Linked DNA regions of Homo sapiens: region 1 is linked to region 2. A link is a loop called in an ENCODE intact Hi-C map of the cell type or tissue named here. Cell type or tissue: mammary epithelial cell. All regions are shown on one strand. Each heading gives the region's core, and the rest is flanking DNA. Links, peaks and the distances in the headings are about the cores only. Region 1 overlaps SHROOM3 (shroom family member 3). Region 2 holds the start of SOWAHB (sosondowah ankyrin repeat domain family member B).

Region 1 (5,331 bases), core at 332-5,331, 110 kb after region 2:
GAGGACTGCAGGGGACTCCAGTGGTGAGGTTTGTAGATATCCAAGGTGCTGATGGGGATTTATGGAATCCTCTTACCTCCTCACCATAAGAAGAAGTTCTTCCTGGTTCCCAGCTAGTCCCAGTTTGGGGACAGGGCAATAGAGGCCCAGGATTTCCTTCCATTCTCTTTGGCCATCCTGAATTTCTCTGCTCACTGGGGTTTCTGTTACTTCTCTGATGCACCGTCCCTCACTTATTTTTGTTAAAATGTAGTTGTTTATTCATTGTTCTGGTTGTCATTGTGAGAGAGACGAGCACCAGGGGCTTCCAGTTGGCCATCTTGCTCAATGCCACGAATCTCCTGTAGATAGAAGTCTTTATTTGGTACTTTCTACTGATTTCTGATCAATATGATCTGAAGAGCTGTAGTTCTACTTTTGTTAGCAGACATACCATATATCTTCTCAATTACCTGTGTGAATGCACATATTTAATCATCCAGAGTCATGATGAACACACAGTTTTCCTGCTGTACCTCCCTTCCTACACATGCGTCTCTCTCATCTACCTGTAGAGGCACATTACTTAACCACACCGTAAATTGATTTTCTTAGTTTCTTCTTCCTAAGCACATTACTCCTTAGTTAGCTTTTAACCAACATTTGCAAGAAGGACTTACAATTTGTTTTGTTTGTTTGTTTGTTTGTTTGTTTGAGACAGAGTCTCACTCTGTTGCCCAGGCTGGAGTGCAGTGGTGCGATCTCATCTTACTGCACCCTCCGCCTGCTGGGTTCAAGCAGTTCTCCTGCCTTGGCCTCCAGAGTAGCTAGGACCACAGGCATGCACCACCACACCTGGCTAATTTTTTTTTTTTTTCAGTAGAGACGGGGTTTCAGCATGTTGGCCAGGCTGGTCTCGATCTCCTGACCTCAAATAATGCACCCACCTCAGCCTCCCAAAGGGCTGGGATTACGGGCTCACTCTGTCTCAAAAAACCAAAACAAAACCAAAACAAAAAAACAAAAAACACATTGAGTGATACATTATCAAACTGAGGTTGACCTTTTGAGGCAACTTGGAAGATGTTGTTTGTTCTTTTTATCCTAAGCTTAAGTTCCTTTTCTGCCTATCTACTTTCACTGGAAGGAGACATCCGACTACCTCCCTGCCTTTTAATAAATCTGCTCTAAACCATTGCATACAAGGTTAGGTATTCTATTTCTTTTTTTTCTTTTAATCTTTGAGGGAAGATGGGCTTTTAAAATTCTCATTTCCGTATCCATGAGCTGCCTTTGAATTGTTCCTTTTTATCAAATCAATTTTTATTACTACAAAATAAAGCCAATTCCTATATTCTGTTCTAATTAGAGATGAGGAATAGTTCTCATTCACTCTTACATATATTTAAACAATATTGCAACATCTTCTTTATATTTATTAAAATTTAAAATGAGGTGAGATTCTTAATTTTTCTTTCAAATTAAAACAAACAAACAAAACACCTGGGCATGGTGGCTCATGCCTGTAATCCCAGCACTTTGGGAGGCTGAGGCAGGAGGATTGCTTCAGCCCAGGAGTTTGAGACCAGCCTGGGCAACATAGGGAGACCCCATCTCTGCCAAAAATATTTTAAAAAATTAGCCAGGTGTGGTGGCTCATGCCTGTGGTCCCAGCTACTTGGGAGGCTGAAGCAGGAGGATCGCCTGAGCCTGGGAGTTCGAGGCTGTGGTGAGCTATGATTGCACCACTGAACTTAATGTATAAATATGAATCATTTTGGGAATAAATGAACAGGAAAGTATGACAGTTGCAGATGTTGAGATAGAGAAAAACATATGTGGAGACACACCAAGAGAGACGTAGACACATACAGAGGTATACAGAGGCAGAGCTAGGCAGAGAGAGACCTCAACAGAAACAAACCTTAGACATGCTCTTAAATCGGCCTGAATCTAAATCTATTGATTTAGATACTTTGAGTAATATAGGTGTATGGAGCATGTTTAAAGAAAACATAAATGAGAAACTGCTTTCCTTTTGACACCTCCTTCAAGAGATATGTTGGCCATTTTATAGGCACTGTTTTATTATCTGAGAAATGGTTCTTACAGAATCAGCAACTATAAAATTACATGTGGTATCAGAAGATAATGCCAGGGTATATATGTAGAACAATGTGTCTGTGACGGCTATCAATTTATTGGCTCAGCTCTGGAATAACCCTTCAATCAAGTGTCTGTGTAATGGGCAGGGTCCTTTTAAGCATCTTTTACAGTCAGCACGATGTTAAGCTCTCTCCATAGGGGGTGCTGTTGGGGCCCTTTGTGGCTGCTGCCTTATGGGTCAGTGGTATGGGTGTGAGGACATCTGATGGAGTTCTCTTCCAACCACTGCCTACAATTGGTGGTGCCTTGGGACCTTGAAGCCTCATTCTGGCCATAACCTTCTCCTGGGCCTGTGGATTACAAACTTGAGCCCTGAAAGATTCCTGCTGCATCAGTGCCCGGAAGGCCTTCTGCCAACACTGGCTCCTCACTCTCTGAAGATCCTGTGAGGATCACCTGTGACCTGGAGGGTTCCCACTGGGCAGCCACGCCTGCTGCAGGCCCCCACTCTGTGCACAGCCAGGCTGTTGGTTGCTGGTGGACTGACCCAGCCTGCACTCTGGAGGGTTGCTTCCTATGCGCTCAGGGACTGCAGACCAGTTCCAGCCTGGGCAAACCAGCTAACTTCCCTGCTATGTGGGTCGAGTTCAGTTCTCCAAGGAGGTCTGAACCTCAGGCTTGGGACTCTTTCCCAGTTTGTCTTTCCTTGAGTACTCTTCCTTAGCTCTAGGGTACCAGAGAGAATTTCCTTATGTCCTATAGTCACTCGTTTATCAGAATTTAATAACTCTTTATATAAATATTTCCCCTGTTCAACCTACTGTAAAGCAATAGCAATACCAGTGTTTAAGCAAGAAATACAGCTGCCTTTCCACCTAGAGAATAATTTATAGAATGAAGTAGGAATCAATGAGCCAGTTTTTTCATTCACAACTTTCTTCTTGCCTAATTTTGATTTTAGAGTTTCAAAATTGGGTGACAGCTGCTTTCATTTCTCAAAGAAAATGAACACAGTCTTGTTTCATTAGCTAAATTGTCAAATCCACACCAAGGAGAGGTTCTAACTCATATGTAGGATAACATTTGTGATGAAGCAACAGGAATCTGATTCCCACTAAATCAGTAAAGTTCCCACTGAAAAGGCCAGTTGATTAATTTCAGTCAGGGCAGAACTTAAAATTACTGGCAATGTGTGATAAAACTGATTCCTTTTGAGGAAAAATAATTAGTGCAATTAAATCTGAATAAGTGCATAACTTGTTTAAAACAGATCTAAAAAAGAGTAAACAGGGAACAAAATCTGTATCACAACCTTGGGGATTATATAAAAGTAGTGGAGACAGTATAAACTTATATAGCTAATAGAATAAATATGACAGGACTTTCAACTTCTGAGGTTATTTTTATTTTTAAATTTAACTTCAATTTCTGTTTATTTAAATTTTAAAAATTATTCAGATTATTAAATTCATGTTAGTCTTATTGTGATCATAACAGTAGGAACTGTACAGATGATTGGTAGTGGCTCTCAAATGTTAAAATACATCAGAATAACATGGGAAACCTGCTGAAATGCAGTTTCCAGCAGACTTGGTTTTGTCATAGCAATTGGTATTTTTAACAAGCATTCCAAGGATTCTGATGCAGATCGTATCCTGACCACACTTTGAGAAACCATTATTTAGTTTCTGAATGAGCTCCCCATTAAGAAATGTGAAGTTTTATTTAAAAATTAATAAGACAACCCTTTCTGATATTAAAATGGTCTTTATCATTTTATCCTATGCATCCCAAAGAGTTAAGGCAGCAGGAAATACTTTGTTCCCGATAATATATTCCTGTGTAGAAAAGCCCCTTCACATTCACTTGACCACTTTTTATACCTTGTAGGAAATGAAGTTATTTCTGGCTGTAGTTATTCCTTTTTCTAATAGTAAGGTGAATAAAATTCATGTTGTTCTAAAAGGAAAATAATAACTCCAACCTAACAATGAAGCCAGCACTACCATGGACAATTAAACTGAAGAGAAGTAAATTTGGAACCACATAAGAATAAAAAGCCAACATTTCCTTGGGTATCCAGAGACCCAGTATCTTAATAAGAGATGCCTGAATAACATACAAGTTTAAAGGTAGAGCTTAAAGCATATATTTACCATTTAAACTCATGAATTATTTTAGATGAGATATTAACAGTGGAGGAATAGGAAAACTGGGATGTCCCAGGTTGTTTCTCCTTTATAGCTCCCTCAAAGGACCTCAGTTAAGCCCACACTCCTCACCTTAAAAGACAGCCACTGATTCTTAGGGGTGGACCCAAACTTGTTAATCTTCTAGTCTGGAAACCAGCTGTGCAAAACAAACCCTAAAATGTTCCCATAGAGCAAAGGAAAAGATGTTTGGTTTCGACAGCATCTGGTCTCATAGAGAAACTCAGGCACTTTCACTGTGGATCCTCCCTTCATTCTTTGGGGTTAAGTGGCCACCGCAAGAAACAAAACAGCATGAGAAATGGCTGAGTCAACCAACATGTAGTGACATGCCCAGGAACTTCTCAAGTGGCCCAGGAAGTGGAGGCCTCCTGATTTTCTCGCAGGACATTGTCCTTTCCTGGAACCTTGCGGGTGGCTGGAGTATCTGCATTTGGAGTATTGCAAGATTATCTCACCTGAGTTCTGACCAGAAGTGTATCTCCAAAATTATCACATCCACAAAGACAATTATTGACTGTGAGCAAACATTCTCAGTGACATCACGCGTATTCTGAAACCCTGACCAACAACATGCTCCTTACTGTTCTCATGGTCTTGGCAAAGGATACTGTTGGGAGAAAGAAGAATGGTTTCTACTGTAAATGAGTTTTTAAAAATAGTGGGAGAAGAATGCAAAATAGGAAAGGGATAAATACATAGATTTCTAGCTAAACGCATTTAAAAGGAAACTTTGAAAATTTGGTTAGTGATTTCTTTAAAGTACAGAGGTCAAGTCCTATTACAATAAATATCACATCCACCTAAAAATTAGATTTCAAAGTCTCACTTGGTGCCTTACCCATTTCACATAACAGAACAAAGTTTCCACATAATGAAAGAATGGACACAATCCTAGGAGTGTCACAAGCTTTCAGATGTTTGTGGCATGCCAAGCAGCATTGCCTGTTACTGTGCTGTGGGAGTCAATTACTTTTATGTCTATAAATTAGAAAAGTGGCTGGGTGAAGTGGCTCATGCCTGTAATCCCAGCACT
Region 2 (5,373 bases), core at 172-5,171:
TTGGGAAAATTCTTCCAAGCCGCCCCTGCCCCCAAAGCCCTTCATCTTCTGATTCCCATCTACTTTTTCCCTTTCCAGCACATCCACACACATCGTCTTCCTTAAAGCCAAACAGGCCAAGCAGATCTATTGGCAGTTCATTCCCCAAATAGCGATGCTAAGCCAGCTCTTTGCCTTCGCACCAATGTTTTTTCTGCCTTAAAGCCTATTCTCACCTTTTTACTCAAAGTTAGCTCTTTTCTTTTCTTTCTTTGTTTGTTTTTTTTTTTTGTTTTTTTTTTTTTTGTTTTTTTTTTTTTTGAGACGGAGTCTCGCTCTGTCGCCCAGGCTGGAGTACAGTGGCGCGATCTCGGCTCACTGCAAGCTCCGCCTCCCGGGTTCACGCCATTCTCCTGCCTCAGCCTCCCGAGTAGCTGGGACTACAGGCGCCCGCCACCACGCCCGGCTAATTTTTTTGTATTTTTAGTAGAGATGGGGTTTCACCATGTTAGCCAGAATGGTCTCGATCTCCTGACCTCGTGATCCGCCCGCCTCAGCCTCCCAAACTGCTGGGATTACAGCTGTGAGCCACCGCGCCCAGCCCCAAAGTTAGCTCTTACTGGAAAATTGTCCTGATCCCCCAAGCTGAGCCTGAGTTCTTCCTTTATGCACCTCCCCTCAACTTCACCAGTATGTGGTGCATGTCTCTGTTAAATCACTTAGCACTCAGGTTCATGCCATTTCTCTTGTTGCTCCTTACTAAATAGAGAGAAATAGTGAATTCTCAAGTACACTTTCTTCTTTATACCCATTTCCAACAGTGTCAGGGTAATGTAGGAGCTTCATAAATATTTTTGGAAATAATGAACTGTATATGTGGGAGGCAGGAAAATTCTCCCTGAGATAATGTAAAGAGCTTTCCAATTAACCACCTCTTTATCCTGGGACAAGAGAGAGAGAGAGGAGAAGGTCTGGACACCAAAGTACCTGGGAATCCAGAAATCTAAAGCAATCAGATTTTTTTTTCTTCTTTTTGGCTCCAATCCTATTAATTCCACCCTCAACTAAAAATGATCTGATTTCAACAAACAGATGCTTTATAATCTCCCCTCACCTGGCCCTCCACTTTCTTTCACTCTAGTCTTTTTATTTCCTTTGAGTCGAAACCTCAGTCCATATTATGGCTCTCTTTTGCAGTTAGCCCCTTATTTTGTAACCAGATGTTTTAAAAAGTAGCAAAGAGGGATTCTTTCCACTTGCCATTCTAAAATGCCCACTTGAGTCTTTCATTTGGTGTTCCTCCTGCCTTAGGTATGGACTCACCTTACTCAGTCCCAACAAGACTCTATACCAGCAAATAAACTCAAAAGAAAGCTGAAATTTAATACAAAACCTTAATTTTAAAAACTATCCTAAAGGCTTGATGTTATGTAGAGACATCAGTGAAAACCACTATCCCTCTCTCAACCCAGTATTGGGTTTGGATCCTAGAAAATGCCAAAAATAGACAAAAATGTTTCCAGTTCTTTTTTTCTGACCTAGATAATGTAAAACCAAAGATTCATTCCTGGAAAAGTGCTAGGGTATTTTTGGGGATTTAAAATCAAGCTCAGTTAATGTGGTCTATAGGGCAGTCACTAAGATTGGTCCATGCTAAAACATGTCTTTGTCAACAATTGTAGGGCCAACACACATACTTTCAATACTCTTTCTTGGCGAGAAGTATAGGAACTATGAGTAATCAGAAATAGAAGAGCAAAAGGAAAAGTGAAAAGATGAGAAGAGTCCATGAGAAAAGAGAGGCAAATTACAGGGAAGGAGAAAATCGAGGTTTTTGAATGGGAAATACAGTGGACATGAGAGGATCTGAGAAACAGACATATTTCCTGTCAGTAGAGGCCGAAGGTAAACAAGGATGTCGTGTAACAGAAAGAAATGGGAAGGCCAAGTTAAAGAAAAGAATGAGAGAAGGCTTGGAACTAAAACAGGTAAAGAGATAATGACAGTGAAAACTATCTCAGGCATGTCAACAGGACTGATAAGGAACAGTGAGGGACATCCAGGATCTCACATCAAAGACAGAAGGGTCAACATGTGGAGAGAGAAAAAGGAAGAGGGATCCCAGCTGTTAGGGGGAAAAGGTGCTGTTAAAGACAGCTCTAGTCTGCATTTTGAACCTTACATTCTGAAAGGAAGCACTTCACCAAGCCAATACAAAACACTGTACAAATCTCTGCTGTTCACAAATTTTAGAGTAAATAAAAGCAAACTAATGCTACACATCAAATACCTTAACTGGCGAGACATAATTCCTAGTTCATTTTAGCCGCCGGGGGCAAGAAGCTATCAAAGTGATTTTTTTTTTCCAGCACCTTAATGTGAGACAAGTATGAAGGAAAGACAAGTATGAAAGAAAAAGTCCCAAACCAATATTGCCCAGTAGTAATTTTCAGAGTGATTTCTCTTTTCAGTATAGACTTGGATGTATTCGGACCCCTTGGAGGGGGCGCCGGAGAAGCGGCCCAGAAAGTATTTCTATATTAAGAAAAATTTAGTTTGGATGCAAAGTGAGTTTTGCGGACCTCAATACAGCCTCGAGAAATCTGAAGTACTCCTCTACAGCGTTAATAAAGAAAGATAACTCAGATTGCCTGTTAACTTGCAGCTTCTCCTCCTCCCCCATCGGCTTCAGCCTGAACTCATCAAAGCACCGGAGGACAGGAACGGACCTTCTATCGCTTTTGTTTCCTGCGTGGCGGAGACTTAGAGGAACGGCCGGTCGCCTACCTGCCTTCCACTTCCCCGGCCGCAGAGCAGTTCGCTGCCGGCTCGGTTCGCCGCCAACCTCACCTACCGGCTGGCTCTCCGGCCTGACTCTTCTGGGATGGGTGGCAGGGGGTGGGGGAGACCTCAGGGGGCGGAGGGACACGAGGAGGCGGGCCTGACCCTTCCCCCAGAGGCAGGGAGGAGGTGCCGCCAGGGCGCAGGTGAAACCGACTCGGCCCTATCCCGGGAACTTTCGCTGTGAGGACTCGTTGCGAGAGGCTAGAGTCGCGCAGGGGCGGCCTCGGAGCCGCCCTCTCTCACGCAGACTGCCGCGGGGACTCAGCCTTGGGGCCACCCGGAGGGGACCCACGGCCCTCCTGGCGCGCTCACGGGCTGCGGGCAGCGCTGGCCTCCGCGGCTGATGGGGGCGGCTAGTGCCGCCCCGGGCGCAGGTGACACTCGCCCGGCCAGGGTTTCCTCTGGCTGGGGAGAGCCCCGGGAGGGCGAGACTCAGACACCTCTGGGGCGGAGGACAAGGCAGCGATGGCCCGAGAGCTGAGCCAGGAGGCACTACTGGACTTTCTGTGCCAGGCTGGGGGCCGCGTGACCAACGCTGCCTTGCTGAGCCACTTCAAGAGCTTTCTCCGAGACCCCGACGCGTCCCCCAGCCAGCACCAGCACCGCCGCGAGCTCTTCAAGGGCTTCGTCAACTCGGTCGCCGCAGTGCGCCAGGACCCCGACGGCACCAAGTACGTGGTGCTCAAGAGGAGATACAGGGACCTTTTGGGGGAGGAGGGGCTGCAGCGACCCCGCGAGCCGCCCGCGGCCGCCCCCAGTGCAGGGGGAGCTGCGCCCTGCTCCCCGCGAGGCGCGCGCCGGGGGGAGCCGCCCCAGCAGCAGCCCAGGCGGCGGCGGCGCGAGAAGGAGCCGGAGGAGGAGCCAGCAGGTGCAGCAGCCAGAGCCGCCGACGCAGCTTGCAATGGACTCCCGGGCAGCGACTCCCGTAGGGCGCCCGGGAAGGGCGGCGGATCGAAGGGCAGTCCCGGACAGAGGCCGCCGGTGCCCGCAGCTGCAGCGGCAGGGGCCCAGGCGAGAGCGAGCTGCGCGGCGGCGAAGACGCAGGGCCGCTGCTGCTGGGAATGCCTCCAGAACAACCTGGCTGTACTGCCGGGAGAGCTCGGCGCACTCCCGCACTCGGCCACCGCGGAGGAGAAGCCGGCACGGGCTCTGCCTGCCCAGGATGACCGCGGGGCTTCCAGGGAGCGGGAAGAAGGCGCGCTAGCTGAGCCGGCGCCTGTGCCTGCAGTGGCTCACTCGCCTCCCGCCACCGTCGAGGCTGCGACAAGCAGGGCTTCCCCGCCTGCTCTCCTGCCCGGCCCCGCTCCCCGCGGAGACCGGCCGGAGCTGCTGACCCCCAGCTCCCTGCATTATTCGACCCTGCAGCAGCAGCAGCAGCGCACTCGAGAGTGGGTGGCCAGGCACCCGCAGGTGCCCGAGGCCCGTGATCAGGGCCCTATCCGCGCCTGGTCGGTGCTGCCAGACAACTTCCTCCAGCTGCCCTTGGAACCCGGCTCCACGGAGCCTAATTCAGAGCCGCCAGACCCCTGTCTTTCCTCGCACTCTCTCTTTCCTGTTGTTCCGGATGAGTCCTGGGAATCCTGGGCGGGGAACCCTTCATTGACTGTCTTTCGCAGCATTCGTTGTCAGCTGTCCCTCCAAGATCTGGATGACTTTGTGGACCAGGAGAGTGATGGCAGTGAGGAGAGCAGCAGTGGGCCCAAAGACTCCCCGGGGGCTTCTGAAGAGGGGCTGCAGGTTGTCTTGGGAACCCCAGATAGGGGGAAGCTCAGGAATCCAGCTGGGGGCCTTTCTGTATCTCGGAAGGAGGGCAGCCCCAGCCGGAGCCCTCAGGGTCTCAGAAACAGAGGGGATGGTCACATCTCTCAGCAGGTCCCTGCAGGGGCTAATGGCCTTGCAGGCCACCCCCTGAAGCCTTTGCCTTGGCCAGTTCCTAAGTTAAGGAGGTCCCTCAGGAGGAGCTCTCTGGCAGGGAGAGCCAAATTGTCCTCCTCTGATGAGGAGTACCTCGATGAGGGCTTGCTGAAAAGAAGTCGGCGCCCACCTCGATCCAGGAAGCCCTCCAAGGCAGGAACGGCACCCAGCCCAAGGGTTGATGCAGGTTTATCACTAAAACTTGCAGAGGTTAAGGCTGTTGTGGCCGAGCGGGGTTGGCGACACAGCCTGTGGGTCCCCAGTGGGGAGGGGTCTGCAGCCTTGGCCCCCCACAGAACTTCTGAGCACAAATCATCCCTGGTTCCACTAGATGCCAGGGAGCATGAGTGGATTGTGAAGCTTGCCAGTGGCTCCTGGATTCAGGTGTGGACTTTGTTCTGGGAGGACCCTCAACTGGCCTTGCACAAAGACTTTTTGACTGGGTACACTGCGTTGCACTGGATAGCCAAACATGGTGACCTCAGGGCCCTTCAGGACTTGGTGTCTGGAGCAAAGAAGGCAGGGATTGTCCTTGATGTAAACGTGAGGTCCAGTTGTGGATATACCCCGCTGCACCTTGCAGCCATTCACGGCCACCAGGGGGTCATCAAATTGCTAGTGCAAAGGTTGGCTTCT

The links. Peaks named below come from ENCODE experiments on the same cell type or tissue, not always from the same donor. Only the 100,000 strongest peaks of a DNase experiment are listed, where the experiment ranks them.
Region 1: it touches region 2 in a loop (4-fold over the local background); 7 of 110 quality-filtered maps call a loop at or near these places.

Annotation. Positions count from the first base shown.
Region 1 is chr4:76,781,390-76,786,720 of GRCh38, reverse strand. It overlaps SHROOM3 (shroom family member 3), which reads right to left. Exons shown (of 11, transcript NM_020859.4): 11 at 3,468-5,331. The region is part of intron 1 of SHROOM3-AS1 (SHROOM3 antisense RNA 1); the gene reads left to right. Among named protein-coding and RNA genes, the nearest start is that of SHROOM3-AS1, 18 kb to the left of the region's middle. RefSeq lists enhancers at 1-125, 4,491-4,785, 4,519-4,888, 4,020-4,979, 4,019-5,218 and silencers at 2,174-2,243, 2,294-2,343, 2,354-2,423. In mammary epithelial cell, for the core only: a CTCF peak has its summit at 2,292; DNase peaks (open chromatin) are centred at 3,700 and 4,540; H3K4me3 peaks cover 511 bases; H3K27ac peaks cover 3,022 bases.
Region 2 is chr4:76,895,765-76,901,137 of GRCh38, reverse strand. It overlaps SOWAHB (sosondowah ankyrin repeat domain family member B), which reads left to right and starts at 2,994. Exons shown (of 1, transcript NM_001029870.3): 1 at 2,994-5,373. The coding sequence starts at 3,289. RefSeq lists silencers at 2,834-2,903, 2,974-3,273, 3,534-3,643. In mammary epithelial cell, for the core only: no CTCF peak of the experiment used is centred there; a DNase peak (open chromatin) is centred at 2,887; H3K4me3 peaks cover 2,525 bases; H3K27me3 peaks cover 437 bases.